2 separate regions of the Homo sapiens genome follow, and region 1 is linked to region 2. Evidence: chromatin loops called from intact Hi-C (ENCODE). Cell type or tissue: sigmoid colon. All regions are shown on one strand.

Region 1 (2,500 bases), 89 kb after region 2:
TTATAGAGGGGTTGAGCATTCTGAGCAGAAAAGTAACATGACATCACTTATGCATTTCAGATAGGGAGAATGGAGGGCAGGGAAGCAGGAATAGAGGTGGGGAGATCAAGGAGGAGGTTCTTCAGGAATCAGGGGAGTTCGGATGGTGGAGAGGATGGGGTGGCTGGCTTTGATGGATATTTTGGAGGTGGAGCCGACGAGCCCTAGGTTGGATTAGATGAGAGCTGTAAAGGAAGAGAGAGAAGAATCAGGACTGACTCCCACTTCTCCAGCCTGAGCACAGGATGACCGATGGTAGAGCTATTCACTGAAATAGGAAAATCCAGGGGAGACACAGATATGGGGAAAATGATAATTGGTTATTGTCTGAAATTGCTTTGAAAGAGAAGAACCCAATGTTTTGAGAATGGAGTTTGGGGGTTCAGTGAATATTTCCCCAAGAAAAGGCTGTTTAAAAATAGCATCTGAAGGAAGAAAAGGATTAAAGCAGATTAAGAGGCAGCAGCATGGAGCATGCAAAGGCCCTGGGGCAGCCTGACTGGCATTCATTCCAAGTCACTGTTTTTGAGCACATGTGGTGAGGAAGCATGGCAGGCAGGCAGGCAGACAGCAATAGAAACCAGATATGCAGATAGACAGGAGATCTGAGATTGTCATGGAGGGGCAGCCCAGCCAGCGCAGCACTGTCAGCAGAGCCATCACAAGGTGACACCATAGTTGAGTCTTGAAGGAAACAGGAAAGTTAGCCAAGAGGAAAAATGATCAAAGGGGTCCTTCGAGGCTGCTATTGAAGCATGAAGTACATAACATCAAATGCCACCCCCCCCCCGAAATATCTGGTGGGCAGATGAGTGGGTACATGAGGGCAGGGCAGTGAATTAGCCTGGAGGCAGCACGTCAGACCACGTGGGACTCTGAGCAGGGCGATGAGTTGGACTTGAACCAGCCAGCCAGTGGGAAGCTCCAGGAGGGCTGGAGGCCAGTAGTGTGGGGACAGATCTGCGTGATCTTCCCCAGCAGACGTGCCCCTGCTCCTGGAGGGTTCTTTCTGTGGCCACGTGGGGCTTGTCATGTCTCAGAACTGCTTTCAGAGCCAAGCACTCATGCCAAATCCATTAATAACCCTGCTGCCAAGCCCCACTGCTCATTTCTGACATTATCCATGCTAACATCCCCGGGGTTGCCGGCTTGAGAATTTACACAACTTCTGCCAAGCCAGTGGCTCTGGTTTGCTCATCACCTTGACCGTGACCCTCCAGTGAGTCAAGTCATGACCTCCAATTACAGAAGCAAGTGCACGAACAACTTCTTTGATTAACTTGGACATCTTGGTCTTTTTCTTTTCTTTCTTTAATGATGATACATAGATGTTTATAATACAGAACATTTGGAGAATATGGGAAACTAAAAAGGAGAAAAAAAATACCATGCAAAGACCACTGCAGTTTGCATTTTGCTATGTTTCCTTCCAGTGTTATCCACACATTTTTCATAATTGAGATAATCCTACAGAGAATTTTCCTTTTTCACTTATCATTTTAATGTAAGCAATTTTAACTTAAAAAAAAAACCTCCTCATAAACCTTTTAAATCTTTATCTGTGGATTTATCCTAATTTCCCTAACCAGTCCCAATTGGCAGAGCCCTAAGACATAAACCTCCTCCCCCATCCAGCCCTTGACAAATGCCTTTGTGTTGAAAGCTTTTTCTATATTTTGAATTCCCCCAAAAAAAAGTGCAATTATGAGTCAAAGGATGAGGACATCTTCCAAGCTCTTGATTTTGCCAGCTGCTTCCCAAAAGGATTGTACTGGTTTGCCTCTCCCACCAGTGACGTATGAAAGCTCCAGTTCATTTCACCATAGCTTCCCCAGCACCAAGTATTATAATTTTTAAAGATCCTTGCCAATAGAGTAGGTTAAAAAAATGATAGTGCATTGCTTAGAATTCCTTTTTAGTGAGATTGACCCCTTTGTCCAAACATTTGATATGCAGTTGTATTTCTGTTATGAGTCCTTCGTTCATGTCCTCAACCCATATAGAAAATGGAGCCTAAATGTTATTCTTATCAGTTTGCATGAGCACTTGAGATAGTGAGGGTATTTTTATCTGTGTGTCTCTTTCCTTTTTAGGTTGCATGAGCCCGAGAAGAATGCCAGAGAAATAACACAGGTACAGTCCTTGGTGAGATGCCCTTCCTGGGAAACTCCGTGGCGTGGTTGCTTCACATCAACCGGAATTGCAGATCTGGTTCTAAATTAAGACTCCTTGTGGGGTGGAGGGTGGAGGATCTTACACTCCTAGCTTTCCCCATGTCCTGTGCATATTCCTTCTCTCTACTGCAGCCAAGAGTGGCTGTTGCAGCCTCATGACTCAGTGCGACCCATTGCACAACTCCCCAGGGGCACCATTCACAATCCGTCCTATGAAAATGGTGCCCTGGAGTCAGGCTGCAGCTCCCTTAGTGTGGATCGTGCCTTCCCATCTCTCTACATTTGCC
Region 2 (2,500 bases):
CCAGAGTCACCGAGCTCCTGCTACACACCAGGCATGGTTCTGGGCTCGGGAGACACCAGAGTGAAGAAGCAATCCTGCTCTCATGGAGCTTACACTTCAGTGGGGCAGATGAACAATAAATAAATAATTAAAACAAGTCTGTTGGGGCAGGGAACAGAATGGAGAAGTGTACAGAGTGAAGGGGCGAGAGTAGAGAGAGCAAGGGAGGTGAGTGGAGGTTTGCAATTTAACAGCGACACCAGGAAAGCCCTCACTGGGAAGGTGACATTTAAGACCTAAAGGAGGTGAAGGGGTGCTCTGATTTTACTGTGTCCCCTAAAGCTCATGTGTTGGAAACATAATCCTCAATGCAACAGTGTTAAGAGGGGCACTTTAAAGACATGATCAGGTCATGAGGACTCTGCCTTCATGAATGAATTGACGCTGTTATCACAGGAGTGGGTTACTGACAGAGTGGGTTCCTAGGCCAGGCGTGGTGGCTCACATCTGTAATTTCAGCACTTTGGGAAGCTGAGGCAGGCGGATCACCTGAGGTCAGGAGTTTAAGACCAGCCTGGCCAAACATGGCAAAATTCTGTCTCTACTAAAAATACAAAAATTAGCTGGATGTGGTGTCAGGTGCCTATAATCCCAGGAGGCTGAGGCAGAAGAATCACTTGAACCTGGAAAGTGGAGGTTGCAGTGAGCGAGATTGCACCACTGCATTCCAGCCTGGGCGGCCGAGTGAGACTCTATCTCCAAAAAAAAAAAAGACAAGAAAAGAAAAGAAAGAGAGAGTGCATTCCTAATAAAAGGATGAGTATGACTCCCTTCTTCTCTCTCTTTCTTTCCCAACCCCTTTGTCCTTCCACCTTCTGCCATGGGATGATGGAGCAAGAAGGCCCTTACCAGATGCAGCCCCCCTGGATTTTGGACTTCCCAGCCTCCAACCCATGAGCCAAAGAAAATTTCCATTCTTTATAAATTACCCATTCTGTGGTATAGTGCTATAGCAACACAAAACGTACTTAGCCAGGGATTTATCCAGGCAAAGGCAAGTGCAAAGTCCCTGAGGTGGGCACATCCCTGGTGTACAGGAGCAATGGCCACCGTGGCTAGGACACGTTCTAGGGGGAGAGTGGTGGGCTTGGAATGGTGAAATCCCTTGCCTCACAAGTAGGGCAGCTGAGAGCAATATCTTGGGCCTGTCTGACTGTAAAGTGAAGCTTTTAACTGCAAAGGGCCTGACACTCTTTCTAGTGAGGAAAGCCAGAAAGGGTGAGCGTATGTTATTACCAGGCATTGCGCCAAACACGTTGGGGAATCACATGGGGGAAGCCCCCACCCTTCTGGGGCTGCTGCTGCCGTAGAGAGGAAGGGAAACTGAGAAGTCAGCTAAGAGCCTGAGCAGATACTATAAGAATCCATCGTGATTGCTGTTTTCCGTTTCTCTGTGTGTTGGTTGTGGAAGGAGTCTTAGCACGTGTACACACAGCATGTGCATTCCTACCTCTGAGTGTGTCTGCCTGAGTGTTTATGGCTGCATAGGGGTCTTGAGTCTGCTGCCCACAAGTTAAACAGTGGTTTACTTAGCCCTCCCCAACTGTGTGAATGCAAGTGTGCATGGGCATCTTCATCTTGTCTTTGTGTTTATACATCTCTGTGTTTATACATCCCTTGTCTTTGTGTTTATACATCCCTTTGTGTTTATACATCGTCTTGTCTTTGTGTTTATACATACCTGGGAAGGTATCCATGTTCATCAGGAGGCATGTATCCATGTCTGCATGTCCAAAATGAGTGTGTGTCATTGTGCATGTGTTTCATGGATCTGCACAGCTGTTAAGAGTTCTGTCTCTGTAGCCTGACTCCCTGGGTTGGAATCTAGGTCTGCCACTTACTGGGTATGACCTTGAGCAAATTACTCAACCCCCTCTCTGCTTCACTTTCCTTATCAGTAAAATGGGCATATTAATAAAACATACCTTATAAGGTTGTTGTGAGGATCAAACAAATGAATATATGTGGAATGCTCGGATTGATGCCTGGCACATACTAGGAGCCATGTGTGAGCCGTTGTGATGTTAGGGCTCTTTCTGCGTGCATGTGTCTGTCTGGGTCTATCTGGCTGACTGAGCACACTTGCCCCAGCTGATATGCCTCGTAGCATGCAAGTTGGCATGCCTAAGTTCACACCTTACCTACGTCTCTGTGTGCACAACCTCAGTCTTAGCCCCGCATGTGCAGTGCCCAGCCTCCTCTGCCTGACAAGAGCAAATGTGGCTGGCTGGGGTGGGGACTGGAGGAAGGGCCAGCAGGAGGGGGCTCCTGCCATGGCCTGGCCAGCTGGACTTTTCACAGCCCAGTGACTTTGTCCCTCTGATCGGCCAAGTGGCTAGACAGGCAGGCAAAGGAAGTGCCCCTCTTCCAGGCTGTCCCCGGCCTGTGCCATCTCTATCCCTGATCACAGGGATTGGGTTTACACGCCTGATGCCCCTCGGGATTGGGGGATCCAAGAGAG

Evidence for each region. Hi-C counts contacts between places; a loop is a spot of excess contacts. Peaks named below come from ENCODE experiments on the same cell type or tissue, not always from the same donor. Only the 100,000 strongest peaks of a DNase experiment are listed, where the experiment ranks them.
Region 1: it touches region 2 in a loop (7-fold over the local background); 2 of 110 quality-filtered maps call a loop at or near these places.

The regions. Positions count from the first base shown.
Region 1 is chr20:1,932,583-1,935,082 of GRCh38, forward strand. It overlaps SIRPA (signal regulatory protein alpha), which reads left to right. Exons shown (of 8, transcript NM_001040023.2): 7 at 2,133-2,172. Among named protein-coding and RNA genes, the nearest start is that of PDYN-AS1, 13 kb to the right of the region's middle. In sigmoid colon, no CTCF peak of the experiment used is centred here; DNase peaks (open chromatin) are centred at 1,009 and 2,369.
Region 2 is chr20:1,843,578-1,846,077 of GRCh38, forward strand. No RefSeq gene overlaps it. Among named protein-coding and RNA genes, the nearest start is that of SIRPA, 51 kb to the right of the region's middle. In sigmoid colon, no CTCF peak of the experiment used is centred here; a DNase peak (open chromatin) is centred at 1,304; H3K27ac peaks cover 915 bases.